Regions from separate parts of the Homo sapiens genome. Here region 2 is linked to region 1. A link is an interaction called in ENCODE POLR2A ChIA-PET data of the cell type or tissue named here. Cell type or tissue: Panc1. All regions are shown on one strand.

Region 1 (4,000 bases):
ACTGTTCACAATAGCAAAGACTTGGAACCAAACCAAATGCCCATCAATGATAGACTGGATAAAGAAAATGTGGCACGTGGCCAGGCATGGCGGCTCATGCCTGTAATCCCAGCACTTTGGGAGGCCGAGGCGGGTGGATCACCTGAGGTCAGGAGTTCAAGACCAGCCTGGCCAACATGGTGAAACCCCATCTCTACTAAAAATACCAAAAATTAGCTGGGTGTAGTGGCAGGCACCTGTAATCCCAGCTACTCAGGAGGCTGAGACAGGAGAATCGCTTGAATCCAGGAGGCAGAGGTTGCAGTGAGCCGAGGTCATGCCATTGCACTCCACCCTGGGCAACAAGAGAGAAACTCTGTCTCAAAAACGAAAAAAAAAAAAAAAGAAAATGTGTAACATATACACCATGGAATACTATGCAGCCATAAAAAAGGATGAGTTCATGTCCTTTGCAGGGACATGGATGAAGCTGGAAACCATCATTCTCAGCAAACTAACACAGGAACAGAAAACCAAACACCGCATGTTCTCACTCATAAGTGGGAGCTGAACCGTGAGAACACATGGACACAGGGAGGGGAACATCACACACGGCCTGTCGGGGGATCAGGGGCTAGGAAAGGGATAGCATTAGGAGAAATACCTAATGTAGATGATGGGTTGATGGGTGCAGCAAACCACCATGGCACATGTATACCTATGTAACAAACCTGCACGTTCTGCACGTGTATCCCAGAACTTAAAGTATAATTTTAAAAAAAGTAAATCCAAAAAAAAATTGCTGCTGTTGAATTAGGTTAACAGTTACTGAATATTGGGAGACTTTTTGAAACCTCACAGTTTGAAATTGGCATTGTATTTCAAATGTCTGCATACTGACTAGCCCCACTTTCACACAACCAGAGCTGAAAAGGATGTGAAAAAGACAATACTGAACCTAAGTCATCAGATTATATGGTGATCTTTGGATCTCGTCTAAATGAAAAACCAGCAAAGCAGCTTCAAAGCAGCAAAACACTCTCTATATACTTTCTTTATTCTTTAAGAAATATTTTAGTTAATCACCTAGCAGACTTGAGTGTCACATAAAGGGGCTTCTTCTATAGTTTCTCATAAATAATTTGCTGATTCTGGGAACTCTAAAAGGTAAATATTTTATGTAGCATGTGTATATTGTAAATTATTTATAAAAATGTTTTAAAAGACCTAATCCTGAAATAGTAAATAACTAAAAATTTACAAATACTATTCTCAAATAGTAAATAAGTATATATGAGCTTTCAAGTTAGAACTAAAATTTCCATGATGTGATATCTATTTTAAGATTTGTTTATCAAGGAATATTGTAATTTGGGAGGATTTTTTAAAAGCAGATTTTATTTTTTCTGCCCTTCACAAAAACTAAATCTGAGCCTTGGGAAATCAGGGCAGCTGCATCATGATGTGACTTGCCTGGGGTTTGGTATTTTGCTGAGATACCTGCCAGTTGGAATTAGAACCCTATGGGTATAACTAGGGTAGACTTAATTATTGGCTTACTGTATTTAAATCAAAATGAAAAGCTCATACAAAATTTTGTACCCGTACTCTGAAAAAATGTGGAACTGTTTTTGGACTAAAATTTTATAGCTTTTGTGGCTAATGAGGCATGAAATAAATTGGCAAGCTCAAACTGTTCGGAGTACAGTGGTACAGTGTGCATTTTCTAATTCCCAGCCCTTGGGATTCCAGCAAAGGTCACAAATTAAACAAAGTCAGGATTAATCAAGACTATAATCAAATAAAACTCAATCATTAATCCTCTTCTGACTTACAATAGAGTGATTGTGTAATTGTGTGAGAAGCACTGGAGAGGGCTCTTTTGTAGTGCGTAGGAAAATCAACATTAAGGTGTCAGACAGAAAAGTGAAACCCTGCAGGTGAAGCTGTCTCTGGAGCCAAGAGAAACTGGCAATTTATGCAGAGTTGCAAGTGAAGCTTTGGAGCATTGAAAGGCTGTTGGCACTGAGCTGCAGAGCGTGTGGGTCTCTCGGTGAGGCCTCCACAGAGATCAGTTTACGGGCTGCAGCAGGCCGTTTGCTGAGAAGCTCAGTGTTTGGGTGCAGCAGCTCCAAGCAACAGTCTCTCCAAGTTAACTGCCAGAAATTTACTGTGTAATTCTCAGCTCTTTGTAATTTTGAAGAAGAGGTTATGGAAAAGCATTTCCTCTGTGGGAGTAATTATGTGTCAGAAAATGCCATTCCTCAATAAAGGGGGAAGGTTCACAAAGCACAGAACTTTGTCCTATTTATTCCATGTTCCTGACTTCTGAACTGATGCTTGCTTTCTGCTATTTTATGTTCTATAGTGATACTTTCTTCATTTTTCATCCCTTCATCTCAAGTCAGCGTCAGTTTTATTGCTTTAAAAGTCAACAGTGATACTATCCAGTTCTGCTAAGAGTGAAACTTTAAGAATAAAATTTGATTTTAATTCATCCCTTATTATATGTGAGTATATTTTTTATATTCGCTTTAAGGATAGTATTTACCTCTGTTTGTTAGCTTTCTGCTTTCCTTCGTATACCAAATAGAAAAATTCTCATTCACTCACCCCCAAAGCATGTGCCTGTTATCACATGATTCAGTTTGAGTTTCTATATTACACAATTTCTGTTTCTTACATTGCTTTTTCCTATTTATGTACTAAGCTCTCTGTATATGCAGGATACTGTTAGGTATGATATGAGATATTTATTATTTTCTTTCAAGTAAATAAACAACCATTATCCATGCATAGCTGGTCAGTCCCATAAATTTTAGTACTAAAATATCACTTGGATTATTTTATTAGCAAGACTTTATTGTAATGATGTATTTCAGATTTTGTCTTTCCATTTAGGCTCATATATGTTACATTTTGGTATCATTATTGAAACAAATTCATGAATTGAGTTCATCATTAGAAAATGAAAGCCTCAGAATTTTGGTAATTGTTTTGGACCATCACAAAAATGTGCTTGGCATATTTAAATTCTGTATTTTTTTCCCTTACCTGTAATAACTTTTCAAAGTACCTAAAGCTATGATAGAAATGGAATAGCATATAGAATACTTGTGTGTGTGTTTGTATGCAGGGGGGCGGCTTCTTATTTTTACCTTTTTTCTGATTTTATATATACAATGTTAGATATATTGTTCTGCAATTTATATTTCAGTGGAAGAATATTCATGGTTATTTTTTAAAGTCAGCATAAAGATCTGTTGCATTCTGTTTAACAAGTGCTTTGTGTTCCAGTGTATAGATACTGCATTATTTATTTCATCCTTTCTTGGTTGAAGATTGTTTAGGTTATTTCCAGTTGTGTAATATTGCAGATAATACTGTAAAGAAAATCATTATACTTGCATCTTTTCACATATGTAAGCATATTTTTCTAGGATAGATAATGGAGTTGCTGGGTCAAAACATAATGGCGTATTTTATTTTGAAAACTGTTGCTCAAGCACTCTTATAAAAGGCTCTACCCCACATGTGCTCTCACCCAAATGTGTATGAAAGTGTGCATCTCCTTAATTGTTAGGTGTAGTGGATACTATCCATCTTTTACATTTTTGCTGACTTTTATATTTGAGATATCTTTCTACACCATTACTCACCCTTTTCTTTCCAGCAGAGTAGTATTCCATAGTATTATATTTAATTAGTCCTCCATTAATGAACATTTAAGTTACTTCTAACAGTTTGCCATTACATTCAATGCTACAGAATTTTAACAAATTTGTAATGCAGAATTTTCATAAGTATAAGAATAACCTTATTACAAAAGTCATTTCACATGTATGCAAGTATATCTGCAGGATAAATTCCAAAATGTAACAAAGGGAGTATGTATTTGTAATTCTAGTTGATAGTGTTTTTTTGGTTTTTGTTGTTTTTTTGAGACGGAATCTCACTCTGTCGCCCAGGCTGGAGTGCAGTGGCACGATCTGGGCTCACTGCAAGCTCTGCCTCCCGGGTT
Region 2 (4,000 bases), 66 kb after region 1:
GCTGTATCGTCTGCTAAAGGCTGACATTAAGAGTTTAAAAAGAAGCAAATCAAAAAGCATAAGAAAACGTGTGTAAAGATTGTTTAACTCTGTCTATAGAAATTTGCTTTTTTTATGAAAGTATTATTTTATTAAAAAATATTGCATTATGAAGATGAAAAAATCTTGGTTTTTTTGAATCCTTCAAAGAAATAGATCATATTTTGATGAATTCTGCTTGATTGGAGTTACTAATAAGTAGAAAGTCCAGAGGCTGGGAATGTGGGGAAACCTGGACTCATCCCAGGCTCCTTTCATCCATCTGTTGCATTTTTTTGTCGTCATTTCCAGATGTAGGAAAATCCCTCACAACAATTTGATAAGACTCTTCCCTTCATTTCCAGCATCAAATCTAACTTGCCTTTCCTATCGTCAAACTGCTGCCTTTTATGATGCCACAGGGAATTAATTTATAAATCTTCTGTGTTTCCTGATCCCTCTTGAATTGTCTCAACGCAGATAAATCAACCTAGGTTTCCTGCCCATACGCTGGTGCCCTCCTCTCCCTGTTTCTTCTGTGTCCATCAGGTGGTGTGATTTATAGCTGCCTTTCCTATGCTCATTGACCTTGGTCTGAGGATCTCATTAAGCATATGTAAAACTAGAAAGATTAGTTTGAGGGTCGTTCCCTCCTCCGTTAAACTTCTCTTGGTGGGAACCAGTCAGACCAATATATTCCAAAAATCTGTTCCTGCTGCCTCTTTTGGTCTCTTTTGAACTAATGTAGATACTCATTAAAAGCAAATGTGAATTAGACAAGTGTGGTGGCATGCGCCTGTAATCTCAGCTACTCAGGAGGCTGAGGCAGGAGAATCACTTGAACCTGGGAGGCGGAGGTTGCAGTGAGGCAAGATCACACCACTGCACTCCAGCCTGGGTGACAAAACAAGACTCTGTCACACACACACAAAAAAAGCGAATGTGGAATTAAATGATATTTGCATTCAAGGATAATAGGAGTGGTGTTAAACTAGAATATTAGCTGTCACTGAGTGCCGTTTTCAGAAGCTGTAATTTACATGACCAAATGTATTATCACATGACTTTCTGGAAAACAGTATTCACGCCATTAGTCATCTCAAGAAAATACTGTTTAACGTTTAGGCAGCTGAGCCCTATTTTGAGTTCTTTATGTGAATTAATTCATTTAATCATCACTACAGCCCTCAGAAGTGGAGTTATCCTCATTTTACAGAGAGGGAAAGAGGTTAAGTAACTTGCCCTAAGTCCCGTAGCTCATAAGTGGCTGAGCCAGGGCAGGATTCAGAGCCGATCATATCACTCCAGAGCTGACACTCCTGATCACTACACCAAAATGTGTTACCATCATTACAGCATGTGCTTTTGGTGAGAGATTTCAATAGCCTTCAGCCATATTATTAATAACCCCATCATACTCTGTTGTAATAAATAGTACTTTAATCTACCCTTATAAATTACAGTGAAAATATATACATTACTGTAAAGGACTGCCCCCAATTTTAAAAAATTAATTCAGAATCCTGACAGGTCAAACTGCTTTCTAAATCTTGTATTAAAAAGATGTCTTCTAATTTTAACAATTACCTTATAAATAGTTGACTGGATTAATGAACAGCTGTACAGCAGAGGAGAGGGTAAAATGATAAGCTGATTTTTAAGCAGCTAAGTTCGAAAATCTGTGTGCTCATAACCCTAAATTACCATTGGAAATAATTTTGTTATTAAAATACTATTACTGTCATGTATACATAGACAAGATGTATGCAAATCTGGTTCCAAAGTATTGCACAGCATTTATTAAGATAGTGTTTAGCCACCAGCATTTTTTTTAATTTTAAGAATCAATTAATTTGCATACTTAACAGCTCATAGAGATGAGTGATTGGAAAGCTGCTGAAAAGTTCATAGAAAATAGTGACTGTTGAAGAAAGAACATCTATCATACCTGAAGTTCAGTATTTTCCCCCTATATTTCAAAAGTTTTATGAAATATAAGAATTTAAATAAATAAATTGTTGAGCTTTAATACTAAAACAGTATTTGTGGTAGTTGGTTTTCAGGGTAGAGATGCTTAAAGTTTATGGTATTGCCAGCCTTGTTCCTGAATGGAGCATTTAGAATTGGATATGATGTTTTTCTTGGTCTCCCAGAAAATTACAACCTACTAATGGTTAAATCTAAAATTATGGGTTCTCAGAAAATAATTTGGAACATGTACAGTCTGGGCCTACCTAACTTTTAACAAGCTGATTCATTAGAAATATACAAAGAGATTGAATGGATATTACTGTGTTTAAATCTACATATGCACTTTACGAGTACACCCAAAGTGCACACCTGGAAACAAACACCAAACTGTCTCCTGAGACCCAGGTTATAAAACACGCTTAGAGAAGCCTGGTTGGTTCTCAGTCATTGGCCTGAAGCCAGTGAAAGGACACAGTTGCATCATATTCCCCTAGTCTACAGTGTTTAACATTTCTTAATTTCAATTTCTGCTAAATGAAAGATTCTTATAAATCAAGTTTTCTTTTCCTAACAAGTTTCCTCGCAATTACCTTCCTATCTTTTTTTTTTCTTTTTTTGAGACGGAGTCTCGCTCTGTCGCCCAGGCTGGAGTGCAGTGGTGTGATCACGGCTCACTGCAAGCTCCGCCTCCCGGGTTCACGCCATTCTCCTGCCTCAGCCTCCCGAGTAGCTGGGACTACAGGCGCCCGCCACCACGCCCTGCTAATTTTCTTGTATTTTTAGTAGAGACGGGGGTTTCACCGTGTTAGCCAGGATGGTCTCGATCTCCTGACCTCGTGATAACGCCCGCCTCAGCCTCCCAAAGTGCTGGGATTCCAGGCGTGAGCCACCGCGCCCGGCCCCTATCTATCTTATTATTGAGAAACAATAGCCAGGAAGAACAGAAGGAAACCTGTTTTTAAGGCTGGTTCTAGTTGAGCTAATTGCTATCTAGAGCTCTCTTTGTATTTAGACATCAAGACAACAGTCACAGCAATGTTCCCTAAGCCCGCATTGTCCTCCTGAATGGTAGATGAAATTACCAGCACCTGACTTGCAGCTCTTCTTATGGCTGTGCACTGAAGTAACTATTTCTCTTAATACATATTTTAACAATCTCAGATGAGACTAAGTGGGTCTCTTACTTTTGTGTCGTCTAGTAAGGAGCCATAACTGAAATATCCTCCTTTTTATTACCATAATGATATAACTATAGGAAAAGAAAAAACATGAGCCATGATTGACAGAAATTACTCTCCTTGTCAGAGATCATTTCCTCTGTTGCTTAAAGCTTCTTGCAATGCAGCCCTTTTTTTTTTTTTTTTTTTTTTTTTTGAGACAGAGTCTTGCTCTTTCGACCAAGCTGGAGTGCAGTGGCACGAGCTTAGCTCACTGCAACCTCCGCTTCCTGGGTTCAAGCGATTCTCCTGCCTCAGCCTCCCGAGTAGCTGGGACTATAGGTGCCTGCCACCATGCCCAGCTATTTTTGTATTTTTAGTAGAGACAGGGTTTCACCATATTGGCCAGGCTGGTCTCGAACTCCTGACATTGTGATCTGCCCACCTCAGCCTCCCAAAGTGTTGGGATTACAGGCGCAAACCACTGTGCCCGGTCACAAAAAAAATTTTAATTGAAATGCATGCAGCCAGGCATGGTGGCTTATACCTGTAATCCCAGCACTTTGGGACGCCAAGGCAGGCAGATCACTTGAGGTCAAGAGTTTGAGACCAGCCTGGCCAACATGGTGAAACCCCGTCTCTACTAAAAATACAAAAATTAGCCAGCCATGGTGGTGCACACCTGTAATCCCAGCTACTCCAGAGGCTGAGGTGGGAGGATCGCTTGGATCCAGGAGGCAGAGGTTGCAGTGAGCCAAGATTGCACCACTGCACTCCATCCAGCCTGGGCAACAGAGCAAGACTTCGTCTCAAAAAAAAAAAAAACATTAAAAAGTACACATGTCTAAGTATAC

The links. Peaks named below come from ENCODE experiments on the same cell type or tissue, not always from the same donor. Only the 100,000 strongest peaks of a DNase experiment are listed, where the experiment ranks them.
Region 2: POLR2A ChIA-PET joins it to region 1 with 5 read pairs; 2 of 35 experiments call an interaction of 5 or more read pairs at or near these places.

The regions. Positions count from the first base shown.
Region 1 is chr12:1,316,800-1,320,799 of GRCh38, forward strand. The region is part of intron 15 of ERC1 (ELKS/RAB6-interacting/CAST family member 1); the gene reads left to right. Among named protein-coding and RNA genes, the nearest start is that of LINC00942, 180 kb to the right of the region's middle. In Panc1, no CTCF peak of the experiment used is centred here; no DNase peak of the experiment used is centred here; H3K4me3 peaks cover 306 bases; H3K27ac peaks cover 3,361 bases.
Region 2 is chr12:1,382,695-1,386,694 of GRCh38, forward strand. The region is part of intron 16 of ERC1 (ELKS/RAB6-interacting/CAST family member 1); the gene reads left to right. Among named protein-coding and RNA genes, the nearest start is that of LINC00942, 120 kb to the right of the region's middle. In Panc1, no CTCF peak of the experiment used is centred here; no DNase peak of the experiment used is centred here.